Linked DNA regions of Homo sapiens: region 2 is linked to region 1. A link is a contact called in ENCODE Hi-C or POLR2A ChIA-PET data. All regions are on one chromosome and are shown on one strand. Each heading gives the region's core, a stretch centred on a gene start or an enhancer-like site at or near the end of the contact. The rest is flanking DNA. Distances are from core to core; before and after follow the strand shown. Region 1 overlaps ZMIZ1 (zinc finger MIZ-type containing 1). Region 2 overlaps ZMIZ1 (zinc finger MIZ-type containing 1).

Region 1 (6,843 bases), core at 4,075-6,574:
GACCTTCCCATATGACGACCCTCAGTGCACATGCACATGCACATGTGCTCTGAGTGGAGATCTCAGGTGGCATCTGCCCTCCCCCAGTCCCTCAGGCTTTGAGTTGTTCATAATTTACAAACCACTCACAACTCTGTTGTTTTCACTTTGCCCTCCTGGAAAAGGAGGATAAGAATGAGCACCACACCCATTTTCTAGATAAAGAAACTGAGGCTGAGAGACAGAAAGGGAAAAGCCAGGGTGGCACATCAAGTGGTGTCTGAGCCCACACCAGGAGCCAGGGTTCCTGACTGCCAGCCCGCGGTTTCCACTGTGCAAGGCTGACAGTGCGGGTGCAGGGATGGCTTGGCACTAGGCTCACCCTTCCTGAAGTGCAGGAGAAGGGAGTGCTCAGGGCCATTAGCATGAATGGGACTTCCCTCTGGATGACAGAGCTAAGTGGAGGAAGCTCCTTCGGCTCGAAAAAGCCCTGGGAGTCCCCAGGCCGCTCCAGGGAGGCCACACAGCAAAGGCGGGGATCTAGGTAGAGAGAGGAAGGACTGTACAGCCCTAGTCCACCCACTGTTAGGGGTCCAGGTCCTTGGGCCAAGGCAGAAGACTGCCCGCTGCCAGTTCGATTTGCCCTCCTGCCCCCAGTGGACAGTTCAGGCTGCAGACACTTGGATCACACCCAGGGTGCTGGACAGGAGACCTGGGGCCCTAAGCCTTCCCTGCTACTCTGTCGCACTCCCCACTAAAGACCCCTCATCTCTGGCCATGTCAGCCAGGACTTTTCACGTGCTGGACACCTGCATTCTCTCCTTTCCTTTTCACACACACTCTCTAAGGCCAGGATCATCTCCATTTTAGAGATGAGGAAACTGAGGCCCCAGATGTGCCAAGTCCTCGCAGCTGGTGGAAGTGTAGGTTGTGTCTGCCTGCCTGTCTGCCTGTCTGCCTTCTACACACGCTTGTTGAGGGACCCAACACCATTGCCTGGCCCCAGCCTTTGGAAGAAAGTCCTGTTCCTCCTCCAATTGCTTTAAAGGATGTGTAGCTCTTGGTGCAATTCTCATTGCTCCATGTGTGTCTGAACAGGTAATTCATTTGCATGGTTCAAAAATCAGAAAGTCCACAAAGATATCGAGTCCTGGGTCCAGACCCCGTCCCCAGTCCCCTGGTGCCCTTTCTAGGAGAACCAGTGCCATCAGTCCCCCTTCTGGAGAGTCTCATCTAGAAGCAAATATCTACACACACTATTTCTTGCCACATTTTTAAAAACATAAAATAATAACATTCTATACACATTATTTGGATGTTGCTTTCTTTTCCCCCCTCTTGATGATACATCTCAAAGTTTATTCCACATCAAGACACAAAGAACTTTTTTTTTTTGAGATGGAGTTTCACTTTGTCGCCCAGGCTGGAGTGCAGTGGCGCAATCTTGGCTCACTGTAACCTCTGCCTCCCAGGTTCAAGCGATTCTCCAGCCTCAGCATCCCAAGTAGCTGGGGCCACAGGTGCTGCCACTATGCCTGGCTAATTTTTTGTATTTTTAGCAGAGACGGGGTTTCACTGTGTTAGCCAGGATGGTCTCAATCTCCTGATCTCGTGATTCCCCTGCCTCGGCCTCCCAAAGTGCTGAGATTACAGGTGTGAGCCACCACGCCTGGCCACCTTTTCATTTTTTAATGGCCGCACAGTATTCCTAGGTATGATGAAGCATTATCCAACTAACATCTGCCCATCGCCCCCTGCCAGGTGCTGTTCTAAGGCTTGAGCCCTCAGACAAGGCCCCTCTGCTCTGGGGGCTCACACTCCAGCCTGAAACGAGGGACCCTGAAGCTTTTTCCAATTTTTTTTTTTTTGAGACTGAGTCTCGCTCTGTTGCCCAGGCGGAGTGCAATGGCGTGATCTTGGCTCACTGCAGCCTCCGCCTCCCAGGTTCAAGTGATTCTCCTGCCTTAGCTTCCCAAGTAGCTGGGATTACAGGCGCCTGCCACCACGCCTGGCTAATTTTTATATTTTTAATAGAGATGGGGTTTCACCATACTGGCCAGGCTGGTCTCGAACTCCCGACCTCAGGCAATCTGCCCACCTCGGCCCCCCAAAGTGCTGGGATTACAGGCGTGAGCGACTGCGCCCGGCTCCAAATTTTTATCATTGCAGTGCTGCAGGAATAACCGTTCACATCGGCACATCACACGTGTGTGAATTAGTCTAGAGAACATAGGCTCAGAAGTGGAGTTGCTGGGTCATCTGGGAATTTGTATTTTTGATAAGTGCTTTCTGGAGCTCTACAGCAAGAAGGGGAAAGTGGGGGTTGTACCCATATTTATTTCTTCCACCCTCACCCTGCCAACCATCCCTCCATTCATCCCACCCACCACCTATCACACATGTCACACCCTGAAGCCCAATTTCTCCACCCATCATTTATCTATCGAAATACCTGCCTGGGGAAGGAGGAGGGGGGTGAGGGAGCATCCAAAAAGAAAATTTAAAAATAAATAAGTAACAATAATAAAAACAAATGCCCGCCTGTTCACCTGTCTACTCATCCACTCAAACATCTTTAGTCTCCACTTGCTCATCTGTACATGCTTCTTCTCTCCAAGAAATGCTTTTTTGTTTGTTTGTTTGTTTTTGAGACAGAGTCTGTCGCCCAGGCTGGAGTGCAGTGGCGTGATCTCCACTCACTGCAAGCTCTGCCTCCCGGGTTCACGCCATTCTCCTGCCTCAGCCTCCCGAGTAGCTGGGACTACAGGCGCCCACCACCACGTCCGGCTAGTTTTTTGTATTTTTAGTAGAGATGGGGTTTCACCATGTTAGCCAGGATGGTCTCGATCTCTTGATCTCGTGATCCACCCATCTCAGCCTCCAAAAGTGCTGGGATTACAGGCGTGAGCCACCACACCTGGCCAAAATGCTTTTTAATAACGACACTGTGCGGGGTCCTAGGCCAGATGGGTTGGGCGTGCGGAGATTAAAATGAAATCATTTTCTTGTGTTCAAGGAACTCTTGGTCCAAGCCCACATTTACCTACTAGATGACCATGTGCTGAGCTCCTCCTATGAGTCAGGTACTGGTCCAGGCACAGCACAGATAAGAAAATGTAGTTACATCCCCATTTTACAGATGAAGAAACTAAGGCTTGGAGGTTACAGCTTGTTGGATAGGAGCCAGCTCTAGAATCCTGGCTTTCCCTTTACAGTTTTTACTCTTGAACAGGTCCTGGGGAGGGGACAGGGTACAGGTGTGTGTGTGTGTGTGTGTGTGTGTGTGTGTATGTGTGTGTGTGTGTATGGTCTGGGTTGGCAGGGGCGTAATCAGGGCAGCTCCGCTTGCTACTTCTGTAGGTCACCCAAGCGGGAGCTGTATTTGTCCTCCTGAGTTTACCCACACAGACCCTCAGCCAGCATCCACATGACAAAGGCTCCTGGGGTCAGGGACAAACCATGGTGTGGAAGACAAGGACACAGAGAGCCCAGAGCAGGAGCAAGACAGTGCCACCTTCAGCAAGGCCATCTCAGTTCCTGGTGCCAGGCCCCATCAGAGCCAAAGGACCCTGGTGGTCTCCCAGGCACCATGTGATACCCATGCGGCAGTGAAGGCCTGGGTCCCACGTGGGGGCATGGGTGAACACTGGTAGCCAGGGTTCCAATAGAGAATTCAACTTTCACAGCCAGCCAGGACAGGGAGACCCATCCCACAAAGGCCTGGGTTGGCTCAGCTCCTAGCTGGAGGAGACAGAAGAGAAGTACAAAGAAACCTCATGCCCGGCAGGCCTTCATCCTGCTGTCGGCAGGCCACTGCCCACCAGGACAAAGGGCCACCGGTGGCCCAGGCAGCCAGCAGGGGGCGCTGTTGACAAACCTAAGTGACCTGGGGGCCAGACCTGCACACTGTGGAGGTTCCAGGTGTGCTTCCAGGCCCTCCGTCCTCTCCCTCACTCCAGTGAGCACCCAGGTGTCCCCAGCCAGGATGGACTTCGAGTGGGCTTCTCTGGTTTCCTGGCCTTGGTTTCCCCATCTGCAGAACAGGATGCTGCAGAGGGGCAAGTCAGTGACCCATAAGGGTCTACCTCTCAAGAGGAACTTTCTCCTGACATTGTGTCCGGGGGCAGAGCCCGGTGGGCCTTGATAAATGCTTGTTGCCTGGAAGCCCCAAGCAGGCACAGGAGCTTAGATCCACCCAGCTGGCGACCACAGGGCTCAGAGGCAGTTCTTTTCTGTTTAGTCATAGCGGGGGCCCAGGTCCTGCTTTAAGAAGTTAACAGCAAACTGGGAGATGGGACTGTCCACCTTCGGGCTGGCCCCACGTGGGGTCACGGGCAGTCTTGTCTGGAGGCCGGCGGCTGGACTGAACTGGCTTCTGGACAGAAAGATTCCTGGAATATTAAGGGCCGAAGGTGCTTTCAGGTCCCCTATCTACCCGCTCTGCCTCAACTGGTTTTACTCTGAGGAGCCTGGGGCCCATCAGTGTTTTGTTCAAGGCCAAGGGGCACTGGGCTGGGTCCAGGTCCCAGGGGGGCTTTGCTCCCAGGCAGGGCTGCAGCTCACAGGAACCGAGGGGTGAGTGTCTGGGCTTGCAACACCTGTGAGACCCAAGGGTGGGTAGATGGATGGCAGGAGGGACATCGCAGACCACAGGGACAGCGCTGTGTCCTGTGTTTCTTAATAAAAGAACAAATGGCTAGCGGATTATGGAGGCACCTACAGGTGAGGTGACATTTTTAAACTGTTGAGGTCAATGATGGAGAACTGCGGTTACTAACCCCAGGAATGGAGGAGATGGAGGCTCCAGTCTCTGGAGTAAAAGGGTCAAAGGCCTAGAGAGCAAAGGGTCTCAGGCATAAAGAGAGGAAGGGTGCGCTGAGGGAGGCATGCAAGAGACAGCTTGTTGAGGGGCAGGCTGGGATCTTCCATTTGTTCTACACCTGCTATGTTCAGGCACCAGGCCAGGCCCTATGCAGTGCTAATTTTCTTCATCCTTAAAAGGCTCAGAGAGGTGAAGCAAATTGCCCAAGGTGACACAGCCGGAAAGCTGCTGGGCTGAGATTCAAACCCTCTACCTTTCCAGCTGTTAATGTGCTGTTCTTTGCACTCCCCATGACTGGCAGTCAGAGCTTCCTGGTAGTCCCCACCTCCGGCTGTGACTGGGCCCCAGGAGATGACCTTCTTGTTCCACCCAACCTGCCCAAATCCAGTCACTTACATCACTGGGCTCCCTGCACACCGGCCACCTTTGGGAGGTGACACGCACCTGGTGGCCAGCAGAGGTCGCCCTTCGCCACAAGAGCGCCACTCAGCTGGGCCGCTGCCTCCGCCTCCGGGCTCCTGGACTCCTTTAAGCCTTTACAAGTCGCTACAAATCCTCCGTGGCTGCAGCTCTATAGCCGGAGAGGCCGGGCTCCCGCCCAACAGATCACTGTCGGCCTGGCCCCAGGTGCACCCGTGGCCTCAGCCCTTCCTACTGCCCCTGAATGGGGGGTGAGACCAAGCAGGCTACCCCCATCCCGGCTCAGGACCCCCGCCATGTCTCCTGGTCAGAGCAGCCAGGAGCCATGCAAAGCTAATCAGCATGGGGGATCAGGACCCTGCTTTGCTGAGTGAATAGGGCAGAGAGCTGGACCTCCATTTCGCTGTCTGCAAAGCACAGGATCGGGCTGGCCAGCCTTTGGCAGCCTGTCAAATACCAGCCTCTTAGGATTCCCTGTGAGGAGCTCCGGCTGTTCAGAAAACACCATCCCCACAAGAGGAGAATGCCTGCTTTTGAAGCTGCAAAGCCTGTCCCAAGGCAGGTCCATGGGGAGGCTGAAGGCCCGGCAGCCCCGGGAGCTGTTCTTCCAGGGCAGCCCAAGGCCAAGACGCTGCCCCTTTCACAGCTCTGTGCTTCTTCTTGCACCTTACGCTTGGCTGGGCTTAGTTGGGCAAATGGAAGTTTTTGGATGGTAACATGGGGTCAGCTCGGTCTTCCCAACTCCCGTGGGACGTCTTTCGGGACCAAGCTTCCATTTACACTTCTCACCACCCAGCAGAGCGAGGGTGTCTATGCTTAGCGGCGCCTGGTGCAGAAGACTAGTTCAAGAAAAGTTAGCGGCTATTATGTATAGAGGGCTGCTTGGAGGATAGAACGTTGAGAGCTGAAAAGGCCTGGGAACACCTGCCTCATGCCCTCATGCAGCAGGGTGGGAAGCGGAGGTGGGGAGAGGAAGAGGACACGGAGGGCATCGTGAGCAGAGCTGGGCTGGAGCCCCTCTGACAGGTCCAAATAGAGCCCTGGATATCTCTGGGCTGCCAAGTCAGCAAGGAGAGAAGCATCTCAACGGTCTCAACGGCTGGGGGAGGCAAACAGCCCTCAGGGGGCTCCTCACTGGACACAGGGATGAGGTGCTTCTAGCTGCCCCACAGAAATGTGGAGCTCCACAGGCAGCTAGCTCCCAAGGGTGGCAGCCAACCGAACAGTCAGCTGTCCCAACACAAGTGTTTTATTTCCCACCTTTGAGGCCTCACTAGTTCATCAGTCCACATAATGCACACGCACCCAGAGAGAGGCGTCTGCACAGCACACGTGTGCATAGGCACATACACATGTGACCCCTTGCATACTTCACAGCAGGTATGTGCACATGCTGGATGCCAACACAGATGCACTTGAGCACACACATCTCATGACAGCTTGCACAGGCAAGTGGGGGTCCCCGGGGAGCTGTGTGAGCAGTGGTGTGCAGAAATGATTCAATCACCATGCACATCTGCAGCTTAGGTCCCCTGGGGCAAGCGGTGCCAGTGGCAGGAGTGGGCAGCTCTGCCTACAGCCCGCGAGCAGAGGCTGCGTTCCAAGACACAGCCAGAAGGGAA
Region 2 (7,539 bases), core at 3,686-6,185, 45 kb after region 1:
AAATGGGGGATACTAAGAGTCACTACTCTCACAGAGTTGTTGAAGGACATAACAAGATTAGGCCCATATGCACGTGCACAGGAAATGCTCCGTAAACAGGGGCCATAAGTCATTATTATCACTGGCTCAGGGTTGCTGCCCAGTGTAGACTTGGGGTCCTGCTGGGATGGGGGCACTGAACCCCGTATCACAGAGATAGAGAAAGACCCATGGCTCTGGGAAGATGAGTCCGAGACCAACTCAGGAGAGGCTTCATAGACCCCCACAGCTGGGCTTCGTAGAACCACCTGCTCCCAGGACAGGGTCCTCACCTCCTCTTCCACAGAAGCAGCCTAAGGTGTCAAGCATCCTCCAGGTGCAAAATCCGTGCCAGGTACTCCCTTCCACACCCACCACTCATCAGGCCCCATAGGGTGGGCACAGCCATCCCTTTTCCAGGGACCGAGGTCTTGCTTAAAGGGGCGCCTAGCTGGGGGTGGCCAGACCAGGTCCCCCGGCACCCACCTGGGCCCTTGCCACTTGCAATGCCAGGGTTCTAAGTGGAATTTCCTGCTGGTGGCCTCTCTTAGAAGTTTTGCCTCTTGCCTCTGCCCACTCTGCTTGGTGCCAACCACCTGGCCCTATGCTTCTGAGGGCTGCCCTAGAGGGCACCCCATCCCACCTCTGGGAGGCCCCCAATCCTAAATGCCCTGCAGCATTAAATGGGCCTGGCAGAGGCTCTCAGCAGAGTCCTTGGAGGTCCTTGGGAAGCTCTGAGTGCAAGCCTGCCACCCTACAGAGAAGGGGACACAAACCCAAAGGGGGTTTGTGGACCAGAATGGAACCCAGGTCCATTCTGGTGTTGGAGGTCCAACTGAGGACCCAGGGGGTCCAATATTGGCCCACAAGAAAGTCACTTATCCCTCCAGTCTGTTTCCTCATCTGGGGCTAACTGCAGCTCAAGGATTAGATGAACTGACATCATACCCATGATTGGCACAGGAAGGTCGTGGCACTGAAGGGCACAGGCACTGTCGGTGGCACACACAAACCACTGAGCACTGAGTGTTCTCGATGACCCCCTTCCTGGGCCAGGTGCCAGCCCCCTGGCGGTCACGCTTCCCAAACAGGCATCCCTTTGGGATTCTGGCCACACGTGGGCCAGGCCAGTCTGAAGTGATGGCCAAGACCCAGAGTTAAAAATGCCGGACAAAGGAAAGTCCTGTTCTTGCTAGCGGGTGGTGGCGGGTCTGGGCACAGGCTCTAACCTCACCCAGGCCTGGATGAAATCCTGGCCGGCTCACAAGCCACATGGCCTTAGCCAAGTCCCTGCACCTCTCTCTGCCTCAGTTTCTCCAATGGGTCATGAGGAGGGAGAAGGTTTAGTGGGTGACAAGTGCATGGTTCAACCTCTGGCTTTCAGAGCCCAGGCAACAGGAGCACTTGCTATTTACAGGAACATCAGGTCTCTCCCGCAAGGACAGCCAGTGGTGGTCTGCAGGGGACCTGCTGGAAGGCCAGGGAAGAAAGGGGATGACAGGTTTGCCGATCACGTTTTAGTCCCACCAGGGCAGATTCCCAGGGAAGCTCGACTTTCCCCACTGGGATTTTGTTTATACAGAAGTGAGGTTCAAATCCAGCCCTTGACCTAGGCAAGTGCCTCCCATCCCTTGACATCTCTGTCTCTCTATCTGCCAAGCAGGAGGAACGATGCCTGCCAATGCCCTGGGCTGCCAGGAGGACCACGGGATGGAGGACATAGTCCAGCCCAGTGATGGACTACAAGGAGGAGGGTCCTTATTCTGTTCTGTCTACTGCCAGCCCTGTTTGAGCCAGCATCTGCCCAGAGCATGGCCCAGGGCCCACCCCAGAAGGCATTCAGAGCCTCCCCAGGGGCTTCCCAGCTGAGGCTGTCAGGGAAGTCCTAGGATGCCCCTTCTTCTCCCTTGAATCTGGGGTCTCATTCGTTCTTTCAGAAAGAGGGGTTCCCTCAGTCCAGCGACACGGTGAGATTCTCAGGGGAGTCACCCTTCACCTGCCCATCAACAGACAGAACCCATCCTCTGGGGCCCTGGAAAGGCCTAAAAGGCTGGACCCCCATGGTGGGTTTCCTCTTCCTGTTGCCACAGCACCCAGTACCAGGCTGGCAGGTCCAGGAATCCCCGAATATTTTCTGGAAGAATGAATGGGCAGTGAAGGCAGCAGTGGTGCATAACTGGCTTAGATCAAAGAACATGGTGGCTGACACTGGTACAGATTCTATAAGGTGGGTGGTGTTAGCCCCATCTCACAGATGAGGAAACAGAGGCTCAGAGGCATGAATTCACTTGCCCAGTATTAGAAAGTGGTAGAGCTGTACTCAGCACAGCCTCTGGGCTCCAGAACCCATGCACCAGCCCACAGTGCTGCCTGGGGATCCGGGCAGGGCGGAGAAAGCAGCCCGTCTGAGGCCATCCAGACTAGAGCTTTCAAGCCTGGCCGCAGGCCCCGCCCCGGAGATCTGATTTAACTTGTTTGGGGTGGGTTATCTTTTTTCTTTCTTTTCTTTTTTTGAGACAGAGTCTCACTTTGTAACTCAGGCTGGAGTGCAGTGGTGTAATCTCTGATCACTGTAGCTTCGACCTCCTGGGCTCAAGCGATCCTCCCACCTCAACCCTCCAAGTAGCTGGGACTGCAAGCGCCCACCACCACACCCAGCTAATTTTTTATATTTTTTGTAGAGACAGGGTTTTGCCATGTTGCCCAGGCTGGTCTCAAACTCCTGAGCTCAAGTGCTCCTCTTGCCTCAGCCTCCCAAAGTGCTGGGATTACAGGTGTGAGCCACTGTACTGGGCTGGGCTATCTTTCAAAGCTGCCTCGGATCTCATCTGGGGCCATGGCTGAAATCCCTTGGCCAGCCTAATATCCACTCTTCAATGGGGGAAATTGGCTCAGAGAAGAGGAAGGGGACCTGCCCAAGGTCACCTCTGGTGTTGGGGGAGCCTGGGCCCTAGAGCCCGGTCCCCTGACTACTCCATCCTACGTTTTGAACTCTTATAAACAGAGCAGAGCACCATCACCTGGTGGAGCAGCCCAGGGGGCCCAGATGGCGGCGGGCGAGATGAGGCAGACAGGCGGGAGGAGCCAGCACAGCACGCAGCCAGATGACACACAGGCCCAGCAATTCCTGACTCATGGCCACCCAGCCCGTGACTCCACCCACCGCCAATGCCCCCACCCTGGCTCACATCCCGCAGCCCACTGCAGCCTCCAGAGTCCACTCCCATTCAGAGCTAGAAAGCCATGGAGGGAGGGAGAGGCAGTGGGGCCCACCCGGGCCTGAGTGGCAAACCCAGACAACCCCACGCCGGTGGGACTCAGGGGCACCAGAGGAAGAAGGAGGGGTGGTGGTGCCACCCTCAGTGCTGGCTCTGAGCAGCGCCTCTCCAGCCTTGCGGACAGGCACCCAGCTACAGGAGGAAAACTGAGGCCTCCCAAGCCCAGCTGGTGCTGACACCCACTTGGGCTAACTTTCTTTGCCCCATGACCCCTCTTGAATCAGGGCTCCAACACCGGATGAGTGTGCCAGGCTTCTCTGCTGCCGGTTCCTCTCCCCATGAACTCACTACTCCTCTAAGAACTTTCAGTGGCTCCCCACTGCCTACGAAATCTAGTCCTAATCCTGACCTGTAATGTTTCCCTCACAGGGAAAAGGCTGATTCAAAGGGAAGGGCCGCAGGGGGCCCAGCACTGTGTCCCCAAATCTTAAGGACTTCTCACAGCACCCTAAGACACTGGCTCTGAAAGGTCCACTTGCCAGATGCAGACACTGAGGCTCAGAGCAGCAATGTGTCCAAGGCCACCAGAGTCTGAGCTGTGGCCACCCCATGGCAGGGGCTTGGCTGCTCAGGTGCCTGGTCTTCCCTGCTGCTGACAAGCTTTCAGCTCGCCCAGGAGCTCAAGGTGGCCCCCGGATCTGTCTTAACCCATCCAATGTCACAACGACTCTGGTCTTTCCCCGTGGTGCCCTGACCCCTCTGCTTGGCCCCCTTTAAGACACAGTTGATTCCCTAAGCTGCTACCCCTGCTGATACTGAGGTGGGCTTGGGCTTACTTGGGGAGGTGGGTCATGGGTCAGAGAGCACCCACCAGGAGGGAGGAAGAGGATGGGGTTGGGAGGGTGGTGGGACAGCCTGCCCCTCAGCACAGCCCCATCCCTGCTTCTGGCCCAGCTCCCTGAGCAGAGCTGAGAGACGGAGGCATGCTCCGTCGCCCGGCTTCTGGGAGATGAGAGAAGGGGCTCCTTTCCAGGCAGACAGGGGTGGATGGGGAGGTTTTGTGTTATCACCCCCCAAGCCTGGCTGTCTTCACAGGGCACACATTCAACCCACCCCAAACCCTTTATCCCATGGGATGCTCATTGCTGGGCAGAGCGTCTGCCTCTCCCTGTTTTTCTACAGATGAGACCCAGAGTGGCTGAGTGACTTGCCCAGGTGCACCAGCAGGTTGGTGGAGGATCCCAGACCAAGAGCCCCAGCCTCCTGGCTCCCAGGCCTAGTCCCACTGTGAGGTTTCTCCTGCTAGGTCCCCAAGGGTCACAGGCTTTGTCTGAGAGGAGATAAGTCATTAGCATGTGTGGGGGGTGCAGGACGGGCGTGGGCCCAGAGCTGCCACCACGGGGAGGCCCAGGGAGGGGGTCAGCGCAGGCCAGAGGCAGGGCGGCCCGAGGTCGGGCTTCCTTTCTCAAGAGGGCAGGATTCCTGGCAGCAGCTCTCATGGGAAATAGGAGAAGTGCCAGCCGTAGAGAATACGGGGTGGGGCAAAGGTGGTGTCTGGGCAGGGCTTCCTGTTGGGTGGGCGGGTGGCCACTCGCCGAGGCCTAGTGACCTGCACGGCTGCGGCCCGGGGCCAGGCCAGGGTTGGGTTTCGCCTCATCCCTGGCTCAGGCCCAGGCCACCCTGAGCCCCATCCTCCAGCCCCGCCCTGGCTTCCTGTCCCACTGGCCCCACCCAGCCCAGGGGAGAGGGAGGGCCGAGCAAGCCTCCTCAGAAGCACCAATGCTTTCTGGGGGCTGGAGTGGGCAGGCCACGCTGGCCTGCTTAGTGGCCTTTGGCCTCTTACCTCTAGGCCTCCCACCGTTCATTTTCCAGTGTGAGGCCTCGACAAAAGTGCTGCTGGGTTTTCTTCCCAGGAGGGCACACTTCAGACACAGCTGAGCGGGGGCCCCTGATTGAATCCCTGCCTTTCCAAGTCAGCAGACAGCAGTGTCCCCTGGGAGAAGTCATGCCCAAGAGACCAGGATGAGAGGAAGAGTGAACCAAGGCCAAGTTCAGGCTTCGAATGCAGAACTTCCTGGAGGGCGAGCTCTTGCAGAAGGCGTGCCACCCCACGGGGCCACGCAGCCCCACATGAGGACAACGTGATGTCAACCACAGGCACAGCGCCTAGAGAAAGACCCCTTCACCCCACCCTGACTTGGCATGCCTGAACCCCTGAAGTGTCTGGAGGAGTCTGGGTGGGAGGGGAGCTTGGCCCAGGGGCTGCAAGGCTACCCATGGCCTCCAGGTGAATCCAGCCCATTCCCTGTGGCCTCAGGAACTGGAGGCTCACCTGTCCACAGGTTGGGGGTATGGTGGGAGTGCAGAGGTTGGCAGCCCGACCCAGTGAGGGCAGAGATCTGAACAGAGGCCCTCAGCCCTCTCCAGTCCCCTCTCCTGCCCATTCATGCTCTCCCAGGGCAGAGGGACTCAGAAAGCAAATAGGCCAGAGAGCAAGGAGGACTCTTCCAGCTGGCCGACAGCCCACCAGGGACAAAAGCCTCTTGGCTTAGTGCTGGGGATGAACACAGATGGGAGGGGGTGTGGGCCTGCCTGGGGCCCAGCCTTGCTCGAGATTACCCCAGGGACAGGGACAGAGATAGGGACAGAGCAGGGATCCAGGTCTCCTGCCTGTACCAAAGGCAGCCCAAGGGCCTCCTCATGAAGGCAAACTCACAGCAGTCCCTCCTGGCTCCGGGAGCTCCTGAGTGGTGAGAAGGTGGGTCAGCCCAGCTTAGGCAGGAACTGACTTTAGCCACACCCTGGCTGCCAGCGCAGGCCACTGATGACTTGTCCAGATTACCCCAATCAAACAGGCCCTGGCGGGGCCACGTACAGACCCAGCTTGATGCTCTGCCTGCAGGGAGGAAAGCCCGGGAGGGACTCAATTGGAAACTGCCAAGGGCCTAAAGTCTGTGGCCCTAAGACAAGCAGGGTGGAAGACAGAAGTCAGCGTCAGCCTGGTGGGAGGCCAGGACCCCATGTCCCAGGAGGAACTACAAGACGGCAGTAGTAAGCCTCGTGACCCCAGAGATATGCAAGCTGAGGCTGGGGACATACAGGCCTAGGCAGCATTCTGGGATGCTGACCCAGCAGCTTTATTAAAAACCCCGGCCCAGAATCCACATTCAGTTGTAGGTGGCATGATGGCGGATCTGCGTCACCCTCAGCCCTGGCCACCCAGCTCCACCCCTTTTCCGGACAGGCGTTTCCTAGAACAGCCTGAGCACACGAGCCTGTGGGACTCTTCCAGATTGAATACCCTAGACCTCATCACAACAGAGACAAGGTCTGATGATGCTCTGTGTGGCCTTGATGCTGGCTCTCTACACCCCCTTGTCTCAGGCACCTGGTGGGCTCTGCCGTTGGCCTATCCTGGGGAAGTACGCCTAAGCTTCCTCAGAACCCAGGGGAGCCTGTGGGGTCAGCCATGCCCTGCCTCCTAGCCAAGAGCCAGCTCTCTCCTAGGCCTTACCTGGGCCTGGCCCTGGGCCCACCCTGGAATGTTGCTGGATTCCAGTTCGGCCGTGATCATGCAGGGTGAGGGATGTATCTTTTGTGGAGCGTGGGCCCCATACAGACTTGGCTGCCAGGAAATGTTTGTCAAAGGAAGGAAAGAGGGAAGAAGCAGGGAGGAGGTGGACAAACAGACACATGAATGCAGGTGGGCTCTCAGAAGCATGGCCCCAAAAAGCCACCACAGCCCTCCTCCTCCAGGCCCCCAGAGATGGTGTCATCTATGCAAGACACAGTATGCAGGCTGACAAACCTCGATGAAGGCCTGGGGAGGCCCCACTCTGCAGCTGCCACTTCCCCTGGTGCTCTGCTCCCCATGTGGGCTAGGAGAAGGCCCCCAGGTGTCCGAGCCCAGGGCCTCTGTGTTCTGCCCACATGCACACATTTGCTTTGGAAGCCCAGGGTCTGGCTCACACCTCCCTAGAGGAAGGGGACACTCTCCCTGGCTAGAAACACCTGCTTGGTCCATGAGAGGCTCGGCGGTGCCTCTCACTGCTCTTCCTGAGCCCTGCAACAATGTAGGGGTTGCATCCTCCTGGAATGGCAGTGGGGTGGGAAATGGCCAGCTCATGACAAGATCACAGGGGTTTTGCAATGAAAGGTGATGCTGCCCATCCAATGGGAAGAAAATATGTCACAGAGGCGAGGGTTTGACGAAGTTTCCAGAAGGTCTGTGTTCTGACAACCCCTATCCCTGCCTAGCCCAGGTCCTGGCACACAGTAGGTGCTAATAATTCAGTGGCCTGAT

The links. Hi-C counts contacts between places; a loop is a spot of excess contacts on that map. ChIA-PET counts read pairs that join two places held with the same protein, here RNA polymerase II (POLR2A). Pooled maps may share reads with other maps.
Region 2: a map of spleen shows a loop between it and region 1 (7-fold over the local background). The contact joins two enhancer-like sites. A Hi-C loop is called at or near these places in 30 of 168 maps with a recorded cell type or tissue (Caco-2, HCT116, HepG2 and 17 more) and 20 of 50 pooled maps. POLR2A ChIA-PET finds 5 or more read pairs at or near these places in 13 of 52 experiments (A549, AG04450, H1 and 9 more).

The regions. Positions count from the first base shown.
Region 1 is chr10:79,194,037-79,200,879 of GRCh38, reverse strand. The region is part of intron 4 of ZMIZ1 (zinc finger MIZ-type containing 1); the gene reads right to left. Among named protein-coding and RNA genes, the nearest start is that of ZMIZ1, 130 kb to the right of the region's middle. RefSeq lists an enhancer at 4,986-5,075. Within about 2 kb of position 5,324, at least 23 of the 41 ENCODE cell types and tissues checked have a DNase peak (open chromatin) inside an H3K27ac peak, as active enhancers do; they include ascending aorta, dorsolateral prefrontal cortex, gastrocnemius medialis and 2 more, where a contact is called at or near this core.
Region 2 is chr10:79,147,492-79,155,030 of GRCh38, reverse strand. All of the region lies in intron 3 of ZMIZ1 (zinc finger MIZ-type containing 1), which reads right to left. Among named protein-coding and RNA genes, the nearest start is that of ZMIZ1, 82 kb to the right of the region's middle. RefSeq lists silencers at 4,829-4,908, 4,969-5,028. Within about 2 kb of position 4,935, at least 37 of the 41 ENCODE cell types and tissues checked have a DNase peak (open chromatin) inside an H3K27ac peak, as active enhancers do; they include ascending aorta, dorsolateral prefrontal cortex, gastrocnemius medialis and 2 more, where a contact is called at or near this core.